Linked DNA regions of Homo sapiens: region 1 is linked to region 2. The links are chromatin loops, found by intact Hi-C in ENCODE. Cell type or tissue: Calu3. All regions are shown on one strand.

Evidence for each region. Hi-C counts contacts between places; a loop is a spot of excess contacts. Peaks named below come from ENCODE experiments on the same cell type or tissue, not always from the same donor. Only the 100,000 strongest peaks of a DNase experiment are listed, where the experiment ranks them.
Region 1: a loop joins it to region 2, with 4 times the contacts of the local background. A loop is called at or near these places in 6 of 110 quality-filtered maps.

What each region holds. Positions count from the first base shown.
Region 1 is chr6:23,545,929-23,549,928 of GRCh38, reverse strand. All of the region lies in intron 3 of LOC105374976 (a long non-coding RNA gene), which reads left to right. Among named protein-coding and RNA genes, the nearest start is that of NRSN1, 580 kb to the left of the region's middle. In Calu3, no CTCF peak of the experiment used is centred here; a DNase peak (open chromatin) is centred at 1,838.
Region 2 is chr6:23,649,036-23,653,035 of GRCh38, reverse strand. No RefSeq gene overlaps it. Among named protein-coding and RNA genes, the nearest start is that of NRSN1, 480 kb to the left of the region's middle. In Calu3, no CTCF peak of the experiment used is centred here; a DNase peak (open chromatin) is centred at 2,165.

The DNA of each region.
Region 1 (4,000 bases), 100 kb after region 2:
TAGTCACTAAAAGCCACTGGTTGCCTTTTTTTCTGTAGTGCTCTCAAAAGGTGATACTAATGTTTAACTGAGATGATAAAAGTAAATCAGGTTCTACTGGATTGCATTCCATAGAGGGATTTGAGTTTTTATTTCCCTTTTCCTTATAATTGAAAAAAATAAATAAATTTTATTGTTCTCCAGACTATAATAGTGGACCCATTCGTTTGGCTTAGTTATTTTCATTCTGAAGCAAGCACTGAACTAGATACCTACACATCTAAATTATTAGCCTGTCTCTGTGTATTAGCTTGTGAATTCATTTTTCACCCTTTAGGTGTACTCAAGATCTAGCATATATACAACATGTATCTGGCAGATAACTGAAGCTCAGCCAATGTTTATGGAATGGAATAATTAATGCTTAATGTGACTTTGGTCAAAGTTTTCTCATCTCTCAAATTGAATAGAGTGATACTCAACTTCCCTTCCCATTAAAATTTTATGATTCTAATTAAGCCCTTTCCCAAATTGCTATAGATGTAAATTTCAGAGCAGAGCAAACTAGGTTACTTTTTTATTGTCTAAGGCATATATTTACCTTTCAACAGTGGTTATTCATTTTTTGAGAAAAAAGGTCATGTACATGACAGAATATTATATACATTCTTAACAATAAAGGCATTTCCCTGCAAACTATTTTGCCATAAACCTTGGGTTGGAAAAGGGTTGAATATCAAGTAGTATCAGCGACCTTATATTTATCCTGCCCTCTTGATTGAATTTCTTATTTTTAAAACATGATAGCTTGTATTGGACCAACACTCACAGATATTTTCAAGGGTTCTCCAAAGAACACATATTTAAGTCTGAACATCAGGCAATGTTTGACTGGAAAGTGTATTGGTGTTTTTTGTCTAGGTATGTTAAAAGATATAAATGTAAATATTCAAAATTCAGCAAAGCCCAAACAGGATAAATGCAAAGGAAACCACACCAAAATAGAGAGAAAGTCCTAAAGAAATAAGGAGAAAAGCAAATCATTACAAAGGCGGAAGATCAAATGATCTCTGATTTCGCATGAAAAGAGTGGAGTCCTGAAGCTAGTGAAACACTGTCTTTAAGGTGAGAATATCTCTCCAGAATGAAGGCAAAACAAAAGACACTTTCATTAGAAAGCTACAAGAATTTCTTACCAGGAGATCGGTACTGCATGAAATTCGCATGGATAATTTTCATACTGAATGAAGAGCTTCTGATACACACATGCACACACACACACCCACACACACATACATATACACATGTATATATACATATGTGTGTGTATATGTATAGAGAGAGCAAACCAACAAAAAACAATAAAGCAATAGTTGAAAAACCTGTATAATTGGATATAAAATTAAAATGTTTTTTCCCCCATTATTCCTTTCAACTGTGCTTGAGGAAATCTACCCTACTGCCTCTAACACATCTCACCCAAGTACCATAGCTTTTCTGTCTCTTTCTGTAGTTAAAAAAGGAGCTGTTTCTCTCTGCTTGACTTCCTCTTATCTAAATAATGCTCACTCTTCCCACTTTCGCTAGCCAAGTTTCAGCTGAAAATCAGCAGTAGGGAGAGGTGTGGCCTCTTCTATAACTCCCCTTCTTTCTCTTTTCTGTGTTCCTTACTCTTTATGTTGTAGGAAAAAGATAAACAAAAACATCAGATTATCTTTTTATTAACAAGTGCTGCCATGGTCTTCTTTAAGCGGTCAAAACACAGGTATGCAGCCTCTGGGCACACTGGAGGGCCTATGTCATAGGAATTCAGACTCTGGTTATGTTCTGAGACCTGTGTCACAGATATTCAGAGCCTGACCATCTCCTGGGGCCTGTGAGCAGTCTTAGGCCACCTTGTGGACTGCTTTAGTTATGGGCCAGTAGGAAAATTTTCCATGCTTGACATTCAGCAGTATACCCTCAGCCAACTTTTCTGGCCAGATATTGTAGAGTCACATATTTCTAGGATTCCCTCTTTGTCCAGGTTTTATTAAGTAAACATAGAAGGAATTCCCATATTTCTGGGACTCCCTCTTTGTCCAGGTGTGTTAAGTAAACATAGAAAAAAGTAGCCAGTCTTGACTAGGCTGCTCAAGGCTGGCTTCTTTCTTCTATGTTTACTTAACACACATGAAATCTCTCAGCCTCACTACCCAAAACTAGTAGGTGTGGCTTCTTTTCTCTGCTGGGACATCACCCGCATCCCATCCTCCACTAAAAAGAGCAGAAGGCATTTCAGAATTCTCTTCCTAAGTAAATGGTCAATCAGTAATGAGATGCTGGTCTTTCTTTTAACCCTTCTTATTTGACTGTAAAGAGAAGGCAAAAACAGATCCTCATACTACTGAACAAGAAAGGAGAGAAAAGCCATGAAACTCTTTCTCTAAGCCAATAAGCCACCATTCCCATATATACCCTCAAATCTTCATCTTTTTTGTACATTTTGTTAGATTAATGGGGGAAATACTTGGGAAAATGGAATAATTTTGACTGCCTGTGTTTAAATCCAAGGCCACTATCTGTGTCTTTCAGTGTTGACTCTCTTTAGAATGTGGGAGTAATCATCACCTCTTTGTGTTAATATTTGAATCTTATTCACTAATTCAGAAATCAAGAGAAAAGCAAATCGTTACAAGAAAAGATCTATTCAGCATTCCGTCACAATTGCACAGATTAAAATCTCCTAGGTATAAGGTCCACCAATTCTTCTTAAAAAAAAAAAAAAAAAAGTGCTGAGTGTAGTGGCTCATGCCTATAATCCCATCACTTTGGGAGACTGAAGTGGGTGGATCACTTGAGGCCAGGAGTTTGAAACCAACCTGTCCAACATGGCAAAACCCCATCTCTACTAAAAATAAAAAAATTACCCGGGAGTGGAGGCACACACCTGTAATCTCAGCTACTCAGAAGGCTGAGGCAGGAAAATCGCTTAAACCCGGGAGGCAGAAGGTTGCACTGAGCCAAGATTGCACCATTGCACTCCACCCTGGCTGACAGAGCCAGACTCCATCTCAAAAAAATAATTAAATAAAATAAACATCTCTCTCTCTTTTATTGTTTGGAAGGTGGAGCAAGATGAGAGAACTTGTTTAAAAATCTCGAGAATTTTGAATTTCTATTGCATTCTCTTACTGCGACTAGAAATTTAAAAATACAAGCATTTTGTGAGGTTTGATCTGAATGACCCCCAAAGCAGCTCCATCCTTTAAGGTTTTGTAGCCTCTATGCTCTTAATGAACACATTCATTAGCTGTAGCTGTGTCCATAATGAGAATCATACTTTTAGGATTAATTGCAAGTTCTACAAATTTTGGGCTAATGGTTTAATCAATGACCCACCATGTATTCTGTATTCAAATTTATGGCTTCACTGTCACCTATTTTAATGTCTTCTAAATCTGCATCCAGTTGGTTCTCTCCTGAGATCCATGAAAAAATATGGAATGCTCATATGTATTTTGACTTAATCATAAGTAGACCTATCCTCTTCTTTCCAAAATGTTGTATTCCTATGTTTATTCATTCAATGAATATATTTTGAGCATTACTCTCATGGATCAGTCAGTCTCTTGGAGGAAGATGGCTAACAACCAAATATTACATGAGATGATAAGTTCTGTGGGAAGAGCAAAGCAGGAAATAGAGGATGAAGGGAGTGCTTTCTTACAAAAGTTGGTCAACGAAGTTTTCTATTGTACAGTCATATCTGGGTTGAGACATCAAGAAACTATAGCTGTAAATCACACAGATACCTGAAGGAAGAACACTCCAGAGACAGGAGCTGGCTTGAAGTGTTCAGAAAAAGGCATGGAGGCAAGTGTGCCTGGAGCACAGTCAGCTCAGAGATGTGCATAAGTCAAATCACATATGGTCCTATCAGTTGTTACAAGGACAGTGTTTTTACTCAGGGTAAGATGTGAAGAGCTGGGGCTACCAGCTGGACCTGAGGACAGTACTGACTGCCACTATCTTATCTTGG
Region 2 (4,000 bases):
CAGAGGATTTGTCTTCTCTTTTCTTGTCTCCTGATAATATTTAATAGGATTATTTGTAAAATATAAGTGCCCAGTGGCTGCTTATTTAAAAATTTGAGAGCTTCGTATCTCACCCAGGTTGTTTCCTGAGGTTCACAATTTATTTTTAAAATGCCATCAGTAGTGAATATGCCAGAAGTTAGCATTGTAGCCAGTATGTATATGTATAACCATTACCTTGAATAAGGATAATTAGAAACAATTTTATTTTCTCATCCCTTTAAAATTATTCAAGGTGAAATGGGCAGGTGCATAATTATCTTCTGTCTCAGGATGGAAATGTGGGTAAACCACGTGACTACTCTTACCTAGAAAGATCCATAATCACTTTAAGTCACTAAATACAGTGTGCTTCAGTAAGTAGAATGTGTCCAGGCCAAAATATTAATAAATGCTTTAGTTTTTATTGAAAAGGATTTCTTACTCTCGACTAACTTTAGGTTGGTGTTTGCCTGGCCTGGGAAAAGGCCCTGGGATAGGTTTCTGCCTGCTTCTCAGTCACCTCCTCACCTCCTCACCTCCTCCAGCTTTAGCAAGCACACATTACAGATCCACCAATGTTAAGTGTGAGAAGAGAGGACTGGGAAAGGGAATAGGGCAATCTTACTTGGCCATCTGGTTTTCTTTTCTCTAGGTCTTGTAGATGGCTAAAACTCATCTCTTACGTCTTGGGATGCTGTCATTTGCTGTTGCTGACAGTCATTGCTGGGGACTGTGCATGTCAAGGAGAGTCTTGCCTTGGGAGGCTGCATTTCTATTCCAGTGGTTATTTTGGTTCTTTCAGCAGCTGTTAGCAACTTAGCACATACGTCTGGACCTCCGGCACACCATCCCTCTCTGTGATCCTAGTATACAGGAAGCAAGAGCAGCCCACCTTGTCTTCTTCTCCTTCAAGGTCTACATCTGTTCATTGGCAAACACTTTGCCATCTTTAGCTACATCCAGTGCAATCATCTCTATCCTCTTCCACAGGCTGCTTAATTTTCTTGGGCTTAAGCCATGCCCTAAACTTTGTGACTCTCTCAAAAGCAATGAGCACATTTACAGTTTTTTCAATTGTCCTTTTGAGATGCCCAGAGGTAAAGGACACTGTGAGTAAGCTCTACTGTTCCTTCTTGGGGTAGGATGTGGACTTTGTGTGTTAGCTATACTTCAATGACAAAGTTGAAGGCCTTACATCATAACTCCTATTGTTCTCTATTTCACAAAGTGTCTTAAAATTTGTTGTCATTCTTGAATCTCAGCAACCCTGTTAGATAAAAAGACAGGTTATAGCATCCACAGTTGATAGATGGAAAAATTGAGATCTGGAGAGAATAAGTAACTTATGCAAGCACAGGAGGCAGCTAAGTTAAAACAGTGCTTGAGATTAGAGATCAGATTTTCTGATTACATGAAAACAATTACTGGTTATCAATAGGGATCACACAGTCCTGGGAGGAGGTGGTAGATTTGGGGAAATGTCAGAATGGGGAAACGAGAATGTGTAGTTTGGGAAAAAATAAAAGCAAACATTCCCAGTGTTTGATTTGTTTTTCATTGCGTTAGTGGTATTTCAAATAACTGTGTCTGTGAGACTTTTATATTTTTCGAAAGGAGACATAGATAAAAAAATATGAAGGAAAACTACACTCAAAATAGGCCGCTTCACTGGTTGCCATTGTCTTAACTCAGCTGATCTGGTGTGTCAGAGTTAAGACACTTTGATTTTATGTAATGCACTTTACCAAGATGACATTTATATTGAGATAACGAGTGAATTTCTTATTCCAGTTGAGATTTAAGAATTATCAGCATAAATGACCCTTTAAAATTAGAGATAATGAAGACTTTAAACCTTAAAATCCCTGGGAAGTTTTTTATTCAAAAAGCCAAAGAGCTAACCAAACAGAAATAGACCATAAACCTGAACTCTTACTCCTCCTGCTCCCTCCCACCCTAAGGCCCTCTGATTTTTCTGGTTTATTTTAGGCCCATACAGAACAAAACCCTGGCTGTTCCTTAACAAGTGAGAATGACTTGCCCAGACACACAATAAAACATTTGTGACAAGCGAGCATGCACGCCCTTAATCCAGATCTTGCTCAGCACAAGGTACTCTCTGGCTGCCTGATTCAACAAAGAGCCCTCTGTCCCTGCTCCTCGCGGAGGCTGAATGCCAATTGTCTTAAATCTGATTGCTCCTTGAACCCCAGTCCCCTCGTGGATGCATGAGAGTGCCACCCAGAATGCCAGGACCCATTAGGCTGAGCTGACTGAGGAGATAGCTTTAAATCAGATTTCCTTTATCTTCCTTCTCTAAAAATTGTGGTTGTTACCTTTATGCTTGTTTTTCTTCTCTCCAAGCCCTTAAGTGTTCACTCCTCACGGCTCTCCTTACCCAAAGCAGCTGCTTTTTCCACAGGGTCAAGCTGCGTTACCTTCGACAAAGATGTCACTAGTCTGAAGCAGCCTTGATTCTGTTAGATATCCATCCTGGGGGCACACCATTGCATGGTGTACTAAAAAGCAAGTAATCAATAGGAAACAAAATACCTGGCCATAAACAAGTTGAAGAATGCTTTGGAGAGGAGAAAAGGGAAAATAAATCGAGAAGGCATTACTGAGAGGCCTTCGTTAAAAGAGAGGAGAGTAAGATGGCCTTTTGATAAGCCCTTGATATAGCATCCCTCCCAAATCTAAAGTTGTTCACAGCTCATCCTGTACTCTCTTGTTTATTTTAATAAAAACTAGAACAACTTATTTCCAACTGTGGAAGCAATATGCTTATTGTAAAAAATGTAAAACCAAAAAATACGAAAAACTGAAAAACCCCACAATTTGGGAATATATTAAGTTGTCTCTCTCTCTCTCTCACTCTCTCACTGTCTCTCACACACACACACACGGTACAGTTTATTTTGTAAACAAATTATTTTTCTCTAAAAGTATGTTATGAATATGTTAGTAACAAATAATATCTGGCTGGCATTTTATGTGGTTATATCTTTATTTATTGGTTTTGCTGCAAAAGGCTTTATTGTCTCCAACTGGTTCACAGCTTGAGACACAGGGCCTGGAGCTTTTTAAATACCCTGGAGGTACTTAAACAGCTGCCTAGTGGATGGAGGTACCAGAAGCCCTGGTACCAGGCGATGCAGAGAAGCTTCTCAAACGACACGGGCTCCAGAGCCTTCCAGTGCTGCTTCACGGGGAGGTTTTGGAAGACAGACTGGCCCAGTCCAGCCTGTGAAGGGTGGACAGGTGGTCACCGGTCTTCTTGCTGAGTTCTTTTTCCCTCCTCGTCTAGGAAATGGCTCTCTAGGAAGTCACCAAGATAGAGTCTGTGCGGGCAGAACCCAGGGCAAGCAGATACAGAAGGACCAGCTTCTGGTTCTTCTCAACAGTCAGGACGGCTTCCACAGCATCCAGGCTTTTACACCCCTCATCTTGGGGCACTATCTACATATCTTAGAAGAGGGTGCAGCCACCGTGCCAATTATGCAACTTCAAGAGATGCTGGGGCAGTCCCCTGTAGTTTGATATCTTTGAATGTCAAAATTATTTAGCTATTCTAATTAGCATTGCAATGGAAATCTTCATTGCTACATCCCCAATTATTGTGGCAAATAACTAGTAACGGAATTTTTAAGCAATAAACAATGCACCCTTCAAAATGTGTTAATATTTGTTATGATCTAGAAAATTATTCCTTCTTCATACATACCTGTTTTGAAAAACACCCAGCCTCGTATTCTTCATGAAGACTACTTTGAATGAACAAAGCTATTATTACAACCTCTTGGTCCTAACACAACTTCATCAATTTTTAATCTAAACTGTTATTCACTTAGGGTACAAATAAGAATGCTTTTATGTGCTTATGCTAGAATGCATTAGTGTATTCAACTTATATGTTTATCTCTGTTTCCACTTTTTCATGATTAGTTCAATGCTATACTCATAGTGGGGAGTCAGTAAC